Linked DNA regions of Homo sapiens: region 1 is linked to region 2. Evidence: chromatin contacts called from ENCODE Hi-C or POLR2A ChIA-PET data. All regions are on one chromosome and are shown on one strand. Each heading gives the region's core, a stretch centred on a gene start or an enhancer-like site at or near the end of the contact. The rest is flanking DNA. Distances are from core to core; before and after follow the strand shown. Region 1 has its middle 6.5 kb from the start of LINC02953. Region 2 has its middle 29 kb from the start of MYEOV.

Evidence for each region. Hi-C counts contacts between places; a loop is a spot of excess contacts on that map. ChIA-PET counts read pairs that join two places held with the same protein, here RNA polymerase II (POLR2A). Pooled maps may share reads with other maps.
Region 1: a loop to region 2 is called in a map of aorta, with 1.9 times the contacts of the local background. The contact joins two enhancer-like sites. A Hi-C loop is called at or near these places in 2 of 168 maps with a recorded cell type or tissue (both aorta) and 4 of 50 pooled maps. POLR2A ChIA-PET finds 5 or more read pairs at or near these places in 2 of 52 experiments (AG04449 and activated CD4-positive, alpha-beta T cell).

Annotation. Positions count from the first base shown.
Region 1 is chr11:69,416,146-69,422,192 of GRCh38, forward strand. No RefSeq gene overlaps it. Among named protein-coding and RNA genes, the nearest start is that of LINC02953, 6.5 kb to the right of the region's middle. RefSeq lists enhancers at 3,244-3,819, 4,394-4,968, 4,528-4,672 and a cis regulatory region at 4,595-4,605. Within about 2 kb of position 4,551, at least 12 of the 41 ENCODE cell types and tissues checked have a DNase peak (open chromatin) inside an H3K27ac peak, as active enhancers do.
Region 2 is chr11:69,319,373-69,326,012 of GRCh38, forward strand. No RefSeq gene overlaps it. Among named protein-coding and RNA genes, the nearest start is that of MYEOV, 29 kb to the left of the region's middle. RefSeq lists an enhancer at 1,252-2,118. Within about 2 kb of position 2,604, at least 7 of the 41 ENCODE cell types and tissues checked have a DNase peak (open chromatin) inside an H3K27ac peak, as active enhancers do.

The DNA of each region.
Region 1 (6,047 bases), core at 3,301-5,800, 99 kb after region 2:
CTGCACCCGTGGCCCAACCACAGGCTCGGCCACCATGCACACGGCACAAGCATCTGCTCCCTGGCCTTCCTGACAGGCAGCGGGCGCCCTGGCACTGGCGGGCGGGCAGGCGGCGTGTGCAGGTTGGGGCCGCCCAGGGGCAGGAGTGCAGGCCTGCAGTTGACAAGGCCTGGTTTCCTGCTCTCACTCTGGGGAGGAAGAGGAAGATGACAAGCAAACCAGTGCTTGTCAAGGAGTCATCTAAACACGCACTCAGAGGCCACTTCCAAAGACCGCCCTGAGGCAGTCCAGGGTCCATCGCCGACCACCCTCCCCAAAAAAGAATGACATCAGCCAGGTGACAGCAGCAGGCAGGTACAGATGGGGTCCTCTAGGGATGGCAGATTGCCAGGGAGCCTGGTCACCCTTCCCTAAGGGTCAACTCAGTTTCTCAGCCATGGACCAAGGTGCCCCTTTGTCCTGTGAACTTTGAGAAGCAGAGGGCCCTTCTCTTTGGAGTCTGAGAGAAGCCCAGGAGAAGAAGGAATGAAACCCTGCACATCTCATCTTCTTAAAATGCAGATTCAGGCCTGTTTTTCCAAGTCCATCACCAAACACAAGGTCTTTCCAAATTAGGTGCTGAGCTGAGCTCATATTCCCAAAATGCACACTCCCCTCCTTTTTTTTTTTTTTTTGCTTGGGAATGCTAAAAAATAAAAAGTTATATGACGTGTCTTTTTAAATAGCACACACTTTTCCGCTAATCAAGAAAAATCGAGCCTGTGTTTTGCTGAAGTGATGTGATTTTTTTCCCCCTCATTTTATTGTGCAAAGGAATTCGAGTCAGGCGGCCACATCCAGAGGCAGGAAGGGTGTATAGAAAGTTCAAAATTAGCAATTCCCTGGACTCCCTTTCAGATGCAAGGGCGAAAACGGACTTGGTCTGAGAGCTACGTTTTCCTCCTTGGAATCTAGGAGGTTTCATTAGTAGGAGTTCCTTTTTTATGGCCTTGTTTTCCTGCAAGTTAAAAGAAGAGGGTTTGATTTCACCTCGGCAGGTCGCTGAGGGTCTGAGCCTCCAGTGAGCCTTCTCACGTGTCCACTGCCCTGATCAATGTATTGGCTTCAGAAAGAACAAACAAGCCAAGCCCGTCACAGGTGATTTATAGCATCTGCGCCTGATGGGTGGTCATGATTCATGGCACTTCATTAAACCTGAGCGCAGCCGCTTCCTCTGCACCCGCCACTGGGGACAGGCCACCCTCCCTCCTGGTTACTGGCCCCCTCTGAGCCCCAGACAAAAGGGCCTCTCACTTGCTTACATATTTTCCCACATGTGAGCCAGCAATTGGAAACTTCCTCCCGATAACTGCAAACCTCGGAGCTGGAATTTATGAGAAGGGGCTTCGGGTGACGTCGGCGGCCTGGGCACACCCAGGCGCACAAGGCAGGCCTTTCATGAGGAGCTGCCCGGGCGGCGTGGCTGAGCTGATGAGAAGTGTCCCCAAGACCCACCTGCAGATCCAGCGGGCCAGCTGCCACTTGGGCAGGAAGGGGCTCTGGGCAGCCCTGGGCCACAGGACAATAGTCAGGTGGCAGGAACGACAGTCAGTGTGGTTTCTGTCCCTGTGTAAGCTGCCCACTGTGTGGATTTGAGAGGGGCAGGGGGCACGGTGTTACAGACACACCCTGCTGCTGGGGCAGCCTGCTAAAATTCTCCCAGGGATACGCCTGTCCATACCTGGTTACCTGGGTCACTCTGTCTTCTGCCTGGGAGAGGCGGGGAGGACGTGGGAACCCGCTGGCTGAGACATCAAGCTGGAATTGTCCCACCTGTGTGCTGCAGGACTGGGGATGCTATAGGATTCTGTCTCCCAGAACAGCAGCCACCAGTCATCCGTGGCCTCCAAGCACTTGCAACGTGGCTGGTCTGCTTCAAGATGCCCTGGAAGAACAAAATACACCCCAGATTTTGAAGACTTAGTAGGAAAAAGGGGATGTGAAAGACTTCACTAATAATCACAACGGCGAATGCATGTTGTCATCATATGTTGGATATATTGGGTTAAATAAAACATATTATTAAAATGTATTTCACCTGTCCTGTTCACTTTTTAAAATGTGGCCACCACTTGCTATGTACCCACAGAAATTAAAAATTGAATTTTTTTTTTTTGAAACAGAGTCTCGCTTTGTTGCCCAGGCTGGAGTGCAATGGCGTGATCTCAGCTCACTGCAACCTCCGCCTCCCGGGTTCCAGCAATTCTCCTGCCTCAGCCTCCTGAGTAGCTGGAATTACAGGCGTGCGCCACCACACCCAGTTAATTTTTGTATTTTCAGTAGAGAGAGGGGTTTCGTCATGTTGGCCAGGCTGGTCTCAAACTCCTAACCTCAGGTGATCCATCTGCCTCGGCCTCCTAAAGGGCTGGGATTATAGGCGTGAGCCACCACACCCAGCCAATTTTTTTTGTTTAATGTGACCATTAGAAAGTTAAAAATTATAGGTGAGGCTGACATAGTCTTCCTATTGCACAGTGCTGGCCGAAGGGGAGCCAGTCCCGGGCTGAGGTCCTCATCTGTTTCCTACCCTGACTCCCAGGGCAGGTCCGGCTCTGCTGGGGGGCCTGTCTGCCACAGGACTTGATGAGGAGGGGAAAGACTGGCACCCACCAAGCACTTTCGACATGTCAGGCACTGGGCTAGGCGCTTGGCCTCGATATTCTTATTTAAGTTGCATAACAACCCGGTAAGACAAGGACTACTACTGCGCCATTTTACAGACAAGGAAATTGAGGCTGGTTGAGGTGAATCAACTTGTGCAAAGTCCCAGAATCTCCACCCGGGCAGTATTGCCTGAGCTCTTGCTCAGCCAACAAGCCCCACTACCCCCACACACCCATGGGCCTCTTGCAACAACACCTTCCCCACATAGGGTCATGGGGAGCCTGAAGTGTGCGGGGGCAGTGGAGGGCATCTTTCTGAGGGCATCCTGCCCCTGAAGCCCAAGGAGGAATCACCCTCACGGCTCACCGAGAAGGATTGGCAACCCTCAGTCTTGTGGACTGAAGACTCATTTCGGAGCCACTCCAGGGTTGAGGCAGAGTGTGCTCCCAAGGGGTGGTTGTGCCCTGGCTCACGGCCCTGAACACAGTAGGTCTTCAACTAATACAGCAGGAAGAAATGGTGCCAGGACAGCTCTCCACGTTGGAAGTTCTTCCTTGTTAGCCCAAGCCAGGCTCCTTTGAGGATATCATTCAGATTATTACTTTGCTTGGGGCAGGGTCCCAGGCACAGCTCCGGGCATGGGTGCAGGGATCACACTGGACACACCAGATTCAGACCCTTCCAGAGCCCCTTCCCTGCTGCAGGGGGCAGAAAAGAACAGATAAGCGATGGTGCATAGTGGGGCAGCAGCTACCCCCAGACTTAAGAAGAGGACCAGGACATTTTTCGGGTTTCTGGTCAATTAAATGGAACGCCAAGCAGAGTCATGTTCTCAGCATCTATGTTTAACAAATCTATACTTCAAATGCACACCCTCTCTGCTGAAAGAACACAGTCCCATCGAAGTATTTTTGCCTGATGGGAGGGATTAGAATTTCCGTGGCAACATTACATCACTTTAGACCAAAGCGACAGTGTCTGGGAAGACAGAGCTGGTTCTGCACGTACCTCCGCTCCACAGTCACGGACACTGAGGTGCTCAGGGGTCGGCGCTCAGGATCACTGGGCAGCCGTACGTGTCCCAGGCAGCGGGAGCCCCGGCAGTGCCAGCTCCCACACCATCCGGCTGTGACAACCTCAGGTCCTTGATGACAGGGAGCCTCTGCCAAGACGGTCCGAAAATTGGGAAGGGGACCCGCTCATCTTTGTGGGGTCCCCAAGAGCTTCAGATAAGTTTGCTGAGCACCGGCTTCCTGATCACATTTCACATTTGACCAAACGATGTTCCTCTGCAGCCTCCCTCCCTTGGTCCCCAAATTGGCAGCACTTTCTAGAAGCTAGATGCAGAGGATGTCCTTTGTCAAGGGAAAAAGAAGTGTTTCCTTTGGGATAAAAGGACACACACACGAGTGTTTATGCACATGCAGATACGTCTGCCTCTCTCTATGGACATGTATAGAGATTTGGTTGTTTATGCATAAAATATCCCTGCATGGATACCCAGGAAACTGGTAATGTCAGTTGCCTTTAGGGAGGAAAACTAGGGGTCTGGGAGTCTTAAGTAGGAGAATTTTTTAACCATATTTTATATTTTTTTAAATTGTTCTACTCTGAGAAAATTTGAAAGTGTATAAAAAGCAAGCTCTGAGCCCCTTGTCTTCAACCCCGGGGCCTCTCTTGCCTGAAGTCCTGCCATGAAGATGAATCTCTGCCTGTACCCAGTTCCGTCAGGGTCCTGCTAAGGGGTGAGCAGAGGACACCACACCGAGGGGCCACCCATTGTCTCCCAACCTCGGTTCCCAGGACTCCCGTCCCCACGGGCCCTCTAGACTCTGTGAGGCTGTGATTCTGGGCAGGGTGAAGCCGGACATGCCGCAGGGCCGATGCCGGCCGTTGTGGAACCAGCCCTGGAATCTCAAAAATGTCCTGTGGTCAGGCCTGAGCTTTGTTAGTGACTCAGCAGAAAGCACCCAGCCCTGGCCCCGTGGCAGGTAGGCCAGCCCCAACCTGGGGTGCAGCCTCAGGCCTCCAGCGTCCAGAGCCCAGGCCTGTGGGGATGTGGGCCCAGTGGGTGAGTGGCCACTGTCCAGACCCTCTGTCTCAGCGAGGCATCAAAGGCTGGCAGAGTTGGCTGCTGGGGGAGCCCCTGGATGGGGCCAGAGCCCCGGCTCTGGGCTGAACTGTGTCCTGACCTGCTGACTGACTTCCAAGGCCTCAGTTTCCCCATTCACAGGAGAAGACCAACTGCATGTAAGCAGAAGCCTGACATTAGAAATGCAGCTGTTCTGTGATGCAGGTGGCGTGCTTGTCAAAGGAGGTTGACAAGCCTCCCAGGCTGCGTGGCCACAGGCAGCCTCCATGCCCTGGAGCCCCAGTTTCTCCTCCATGAAATGAGGCTAATAAGACTTCCTCCAGGCCGGGAACCGTGGCTCATGCCTGTAATCCCAGCACTTTGGGAGGCCGAGGCAGGCATATCACTTGAGGTCAGGAGTTCGAGACCAGCCTGGCCAACATGGTGAAACCCCATCTCTACTAAAAATACAAAAATCAGCCAGACATGGTGGGACGCACCTGTAATCCCAGCTACTCGGGAGGCTGAGGCAGGAGAATCGCTTGAACCCAGGAGGCAGAGGTTGCGGTGAGCCGAGATTGTGGCAGTGCACTCCAGCCTGGGTGACATAGTGAGACTCTGTCTCAAAAAAAAAAAAGACTCCCTCCAGTATCCGTGCTTGGGATGATTAAATGAGACAGTGCAGTCTTTAAGACATCAGCTGCCGCCAGCACCTTGAGGCTGCTGAATACCACCTGTCCCATCACTGACACGATGCTTCCACTCTGCTTATTTTCTTAAATAAATGTACTTTTACTGGCTACTTGATAGCACTGCCATATGTGGTGGATCAACGTCACTTGCCATAAATAGATTACACATTAAAAGTCACCCTTCACAATAGGGCTAAAACCCAGCCATCTGTGTCCCACCCCAAATCAGCTCACACAGCCCCAGATTTGGGGACACAGTGAGATGAAGACATAAGTAACAAGCTTCGTATGCAATGATGGTAGAAAGGCAGGCAGAGGCGACACGATTTGCTCATTTAATTCTGCAAGCTTGGTGTTAGGGTTCACTTATGGCTGCCTTTCTTTTCTTTCTTTTCTTTCTTTCTTTCTTTCTTTCTTTCTTTCTTTCTTTCTTTCTTTCTTTCTCTCTCTTTCTTTCTTCTTTCTTTCTCTCTCTCTCTCTTTCTTTCTTTCTCTCTCTTTCTTCCTTCCTTTCTTTTCTTTTTTTTTTTTTGACAGAGTCTTGCTCTGTCACCCAGGCTGGAGTGCAGTGGCGTGATCTCGGCTGACCCCAAACTCCGCCTCCCAGGTTCAAGCGATTCTCCTGCCTCAGCCTCTGGAGT
Region 2 (6,640 bases), core at 1,354-3,853:
CCCTTGAGTCTGTCAAACTTTCCTTCTCTCCTCCCCTTGCCCAGGTCCAGGTCACTGCCTGTCTTCACTAGGACCAACCAACTGCCTCCTCGCTGGCCGCCAGCCTCCAGTCTTGCTCTGTTCTGGTCCATTCCCCACCCAGCAGCCAGAGGCCCCCTTTAAACCTACAGATCTGATGTTGGCTGTGCCTTACATAAAGCCCTGAAGTTGTAGTCTTGGCTGGCAAAATTCTTGAAATCTGCAACCCCCACCTAGCTCTGTCCCCCTTTTATTGTCACTTCCCCACATTCCTGCCACATGGATCTATTTGCAACTCCTAGATGCCATCAGACCACCTGTTGTCTGGGAGCCCTTGCTCCAAGTGTGACTGCTGTCCCTGGATATTCTGTCTAGCAAGGTTTCCAGTGTAGTCCATTGTCACCCACACTGGGTGGCCTTCAAGGCCGAGTGAGGCCTTTCTCTATGTGCAGGCACAGTGCCTGTGTTTCCTCCCTCAGCAGGCTCTGAGCTCCGCTAAAGCAGAAAGGGAGGTGGGTTCACCGCACTTCCCAGAGCCTGGAGGACACGCTCCCTTACTGTCTGACGAGGGAGTCAATGTCAAAGGCTACAGAGGGGCAGGAAGGCGGAGGTGTTTGTGCACCACGATGCTGGACGTGGAGCCTGGGGACTTCCCAACATGGATGCAAGCTCTGCAGAGGGAAGGGGTGCTCTACAGGCTGACCACTGGCAACGACTCTGGGCGTTCTGCTGGCACCCACAGGGACAGTGGTGGTGAGTTCTGCTCCTTGCAAGAAGGCAGTGAGCACAGCCCAGGATGAAGGGGTGCGTGTAGATGGGGCCATGTGCACGTTGGTCCCCAGAGATACTTCCAGGGCCACCTGCAACCCCCTGAGGACCCCCAGACCTGCTGGAAGACCTGAGATTGGAAGGATTTCATGCTCCCCCTGGCCGCTGCCTCCTGTCTCCCCCACTTTGGCCACCTATCACCCCATCCAGTGGTACCCTCCTTTGGTGGGTAACTCCAGCAGAGACCTCAACTTTCTATGCTTTTCAACCTCCGGCCTCAGGGCGCGTTGCAGGAGTCCCCAAACCAAGGGCGTTTCTCCTTCTCGCCACCAACTTCCCACCCCTGGGAAAGTCCACATTCCTGAGCCAGACATTCACCCGGGGGAATCATTACCCAGTGCCCTGTGTGCAGATGCCAGGGCAGCGGGTGTCCTTCCTCCCCAGGGCTGCATCCTTCCCCTGCAGACTGCACAGGGTGCCCCCAGCCTGCCTCCCCAAAAGTCTTAGGTAACTGTTGGGTCTCTCACTCTAACACCCACATAAGTTGGGTCTGGATAAACCACAATGCGGGATCCTTCAGGGGATGGAGACAGTAGCTGAGGAAAAGAAAGAGAAGTGGGACTCAGGAGAGTGGTAGGGAGACACAGGCCATGAGTGAGGCAGGGAGAGAGTGAGAGGTGTGGACGGACCCTCTGTCAATCCCAGAGGTAACGCTGACCACCCCCAGGGCAGGGCAGGAGCCAAGAGACAAGAAGAGAGGAACCCGGGGAGCGTTTCAGCCCAAGCTGAGGAGGCCCCAAGAGTCCCTGCACCCCAGGAGTTCTGTGGGTGTCCAGGGCAAGAACCCCTGTGCCGGAAATGCCTTCTTTTGCCCCTCCAGGCCTGCCCTCTGCTCTGCTCTCTGCTTCAGGGGCTAAGCCCGATGGACTCATTCCTCAGCTCCCATGCCCTCTGGCTTCCTTTTGGGAGTGCCCCAGCTGTAGGTGAAAGGGAGAGGGGAGGGTGAAGTCAGAATATTCATGTCACAGCATCGAAAGCTTTGGGGTCACTTTGGGCAGGCTGTGTCCCTAGACTGAAGGTCTTAAGCTTCTCCCAAGGCAGGCCCCTCTCCAACATTCCCTCCTTTCCAGGTTCTGGCATGGCTTATGCCTTCCCTTAAACCTTCAGCCTCAGGGTGGCCGCAGCCCTGGGGCATGGACTGTGGTGCACTGCCTGCCCCTATGGTTTCCCTGTACCCAGTAGTTTTCCCAACTTGAGTCATTCTTTCCTAGTGGAAACCTGACACTTCCCCATTCTGTGGCAGCCTAGGAGGGTGGTCTGTACCCCAGAGAGGCCTCTAGCTGTGATGTGCCACTGCCTCCCTATGCAGGAGGCTTTGATGGGGTACACTCTAAACACCCCCAGGACGACCCAGGCATCCTCCTGGAAAGCTGGGTGCAAGCCAGAGCAGGGCTCCCAGGTCCATGAGGGTGCAGCAGATGGAAGGCCAGCCCGGTGACCATGTGGTGATAGCACAGGGCAATGATGACTGGAGGCTCTAGGGTCACAGGGATTTTGGTTCAAGTTCTGCCTCTACCTGTTACTCATTGTGCACCCTTGGGGTGCCCCACATCATCTCTCTGAGGCTCAGTTCCACCTAGAGTTCTATACAGAATTCAGCAAGAAGCCGAGTGTGCAGCCCCCAGCCCCAGCTCCAGCGCACAGTGGCCCCAGCACACACTGATGGGGCACGTTTTCCCAGCTGCCCTGTTGGTTTTCCTCAGTGAATCGCTGCTGAGTCAGTTAGCAGGTCCCCAAAGTAGAAACTTTGTCAGATCCCAAAGAATGTCAGCCCCAGTGACTCACGTGTGTTTCTCCCAAAAACACAATCGCAGGCCTTTGGGATCAGCTCAGCCATCTCTGAGACATTTCAATGCTGTGAGCAGGATGCTGGGTTCCGGCCACAAAAGAGCTGGGTGCAAGCCTGGTCTCCATGAAAGGAGTTCCCACTTGGAAAATCTGATTCAATTGACTTCTCCCTTTCAGTTTAGCTTCACAGTTCCCTGGCTATGTCTACATCTAAGAACTATGGCTCCATGATGAATTGCCTGGCAGATGGTGGTTGTGATGTTTGTGTTGTTGCTATGGTGATGGAGTTGCTGTTTCTGATGGTGGTGATCCTGGCAGTGGTGGTGGGTTATTTCTAAGGGTGATAGTGGGGTGGTGATGTGGTGGTGATGGTGACAGTGTGGTAGCATTGGGTGGTGATGGTGGTGCTGATGGACACGGTGGTGAGGAGGTAGTTATGGTGATAGGATTTTGATAGTGCTGGGGGTGGAGTTGATGATGGTGATGGTAATGGTGGTGTTGTTTTCGGTGCTGATTGTGATGAGGTGATGGTGGTAATAGCAGTAGTACTGGCAATGCTGGTGGTGGTAGTGGATTGTTGGTGGCGGTGGTGGGATTGGTGCTCTTCATGGTGATAGTGGAGGTGGTCAGGATGGTGGAGGTGGAGGTGATGGTTTCAGTGATGGTACTGGTGAAGATGGAGGTGATGGTTTTAGTGATGGTGATGCTGGAGGTGGGGGTGATGGTTTTGATGATGTTAGTGGTGGAGGTGGGGGTGATATTTTTGTGAATTGTCGTGGTAGTGATGGTGGTGGTAGAGGTGGAGGTGATGATTTTGGTGGTGGTGGTGGTGATGTTGGCAGTGGAAGTGGGAGTGATGGTGGTGATGGAGGTGGCAGTGATAGTTTTGTGGATGGTGATGGTGGTGGCGGTGGTGGTAGTGGTGAAAGTGGAGGTGATGGGCTTAGTGATGGTGGTGGTGGAGGTGGGGGTGATTGTTTTGGTGATGGTGGTGATGATGATGTTGGCAGTGGAGTAGAGGTGATAGTTTTAGTGATGGTGGTGGTGGAGGTGGGAATAATGATTTTGGTGATGATAGTGGAGGTGGGGGTGATGGTTTTGGTGATGGTGGTGGTGGTGGTGATGGTGATATTGGTGGTGGAGGTGGAGGTAATGATTTTAGTGATGATGGTGATGGTGATGGTGGTGGTGGAGATGGGGATGATGGTTATAGTGATGGTGATGGTGATGTTGGAGGTGGGGGTGATAGTTTTGGTTATGGTGGTGGTGGTGGTGATGGTGATGTTGGTGGTGGAGATGGAGGTAATGATTTTAGCGATGGTGATGGTGGTGGAGATGGGGGTGCTGGTTTTAGTGATGATGATGGTGGAGGTGATGGTTTTGGTTATGGCGGTGGTGGTAGTGGAGGTAGGGGTGATGGTTTTGGTGGTCGTGGTGGTGGTGATGATGATGGTGATGTTGGTGGTGGAGGTGGAGGTAGTGATTTTAATGATGGTGATGGTGGTGGAAATTGGGGTGATAGTTTTAGTGATGATGATGGTGGGGTGATGGTTTTGGTTATGGTGGTGGTGGTGATGGTGATGTTAGTGGTGGAGGTAGAGGTGATAGTTTTAGTGATGTGATGAAGGTGATGGTTTTAGTGATGCTAGTGTTAATGATGGTGATGGTGGTGGTGGAGGTGGAAGTGATGATTTGGGTGGTGGTGGTGGTGGAGGTGGGGATGATGGTTTTGGTGGTCATGGTGGTGGTGGTGGTGATGGTGATGTTGGTGGTGGAGGTGGAGGTAATGATTTTAGTGATAGTGATGGTGATGGTGGTGGAGATGGGGGTGATGGTTTTAGTGATGATGATGGTGGGGATGATGGTTTTGGTTATGGTGGCGGTGGTAGTGGAGGTGGGGGTGATGGTTTTGGTTATGGTGGTGGTGGTGATGTGATGTTAGTGGTGGAGGTGGAGGTGACAGTTTTAGTGATGTGGTGGTGGGGTTGATGGTTTTAGTGATGCTAGTGTTAATGATGGTGATGGTGGTGGTAGAGGTGGAAGTAATGATTTTGGTGGTGGTGGAGGTGAGGGTGATGGTTTTGGTGATGGTGGTGGTGGTGGTGATGGTGATGTTGGTGGTGGAGGTGAAAGTGATGGTTTTGGTGGTGGTGGTGGAGGTAGGGGTGATGGTTTTGGTGATGGTGGTGGTGATGATGTTGGTGGTGGAGGTGGAGGTAATGATTTTAGTGATAGTGATGGTGGTGGAGATGGGGGTGATGGTTTTAGTGATGATGATGGTCGGGGTGATGGTTTTGGTTATGGTGGTAGTGGTAGTGGAGGTAGGGGTGATGGTTTTGGTGGTCGTGGTGGTGGTGGTGGTGGTGGTGATGGTGATGTTGGTGGTGGAGGTGGAGGTAGTGATTTTAGTGATGGTGATGGTGATGGTGGTGCAGATGGGGGTGACAGTTTTAGTGATGATGATGGTGGGGTGATGGTTTTGGTTATGGTGGTGGTGATGGTGATGTTAGTGGTAGAGGTGATAGTTTTAGTGATGTGGTGGTGGAAGTGATGGTTTTAGTGATGCTAGTGTTAATGATGGTGATGGTGGTGGAGGTGGAAGTGATGATTTTGGTGGTGGTGGTGGTGGAGGTGTGGGTGATAGTTTTGGTGATAGTGGTGGTGGTGGTGATGGTGATGTTGGTGGTGGAGGTGAAAGTGATGGTTTTGGTTGTGGTGGTGGAGGTAGGGGTGATGGTTTTGGTGGTGGTGGTGGTGGTGATGGTGATGTTGGTGGTGGAGGTGGATGTAGTGATTTTAGTGATGTTGATGGTGATGGTGGTGGAGATGGGGGTGATAGTTTTAGTGATGATGATGGTGGGGGTGATGGTTATGGTGGTGGTGGGGATGGTGACATTAGTGGTGGAGGTGATAATTTTAGTGATGTGGTGGTGGAGTTGATGGTTTTAGTGATGCTAGTGTTAATGATGGTGATGGTGGTGGAGGTGGAAGTGATGGTTTTGGTGGTGGTGGTGGTGGAGCTGAGAGTGATGGTTTTGGTGATGGCGGTGGTGGTGGTGATGGTGATGGTGGTAGAGGCAGAAGGGATGGTGTTCATGATGGTGGTGGTGGATGTGCGGGTGATGGTTTTGATGATGGTAGTGATGCTGGAGGTGGAGATGGTGAGGTGGTGGTAGTTGTGATGGGATGTCAATGTGGTGATGGTGGAGACAAAGGTGGTGGTGATACCTCACAACCTCAACCCAAGAGAAGCATAGCAAGAGAAGATTTGAAGTCGGAGGACCTTACTTCTGGGTCCAATTCTGCTACTTACTATCTGGAGACCTGGGGCAACTTGCCTGGACTCTCTGAAGCTCAATTTTCTCATCAGTAAAGGGAGTGATATTGCTTCCCTTTCTGGGCAGTGTGGGGATTATAGTGGCCGAGGCCTGTTGTCGCCTGTGATTAACTGTAATTCTGAGGCACTGTGGGCCTCGAGGATGGGCCAGCTCTGGCTGCTGTGCAGACAAGGCCAGGGTCTAGAGAATGCTGCTGCAGAGGACCGCGGCATCCGAGACTTTTTTCTGGGGAGCAGGAGACCCTCCTTGTTCAGTGGGCAGCTCCTCTTCCTTTTGGGGAATCTCACACAATGTATGTTTCCCTCGGTGTGGTTCGGAGGGGGCTGGCAGTCCTAGGATCCATGCTTCCCGGTCACAGGGGTGGACCTTTGATGCAGGCTGGGCCCAGTGTATCTCTCCCAGGGCCTCTTCTGCTTTGGCTCAAGAGCTACAAAGCTGCCTGAGCCTGCCAACAGTTTTCTTCCCCCTTGAAGAGTCCCCGTTTGCCATGGGAAGTCTAAGGATAACTCACTAAGAGCAGCAGAGGCAAGAAGCACTGAAAGAGGAGGATGGGGAGAAAGAGGAGGAGAAAGACAGATGGTGCCAAAGAGAAGCCCAGGGGCTTCGTTGAAGTTGCTGAATCCAGCTGTGCCTGAAGATAGCACCATCCACTCCTAGCCTCTGAGTTA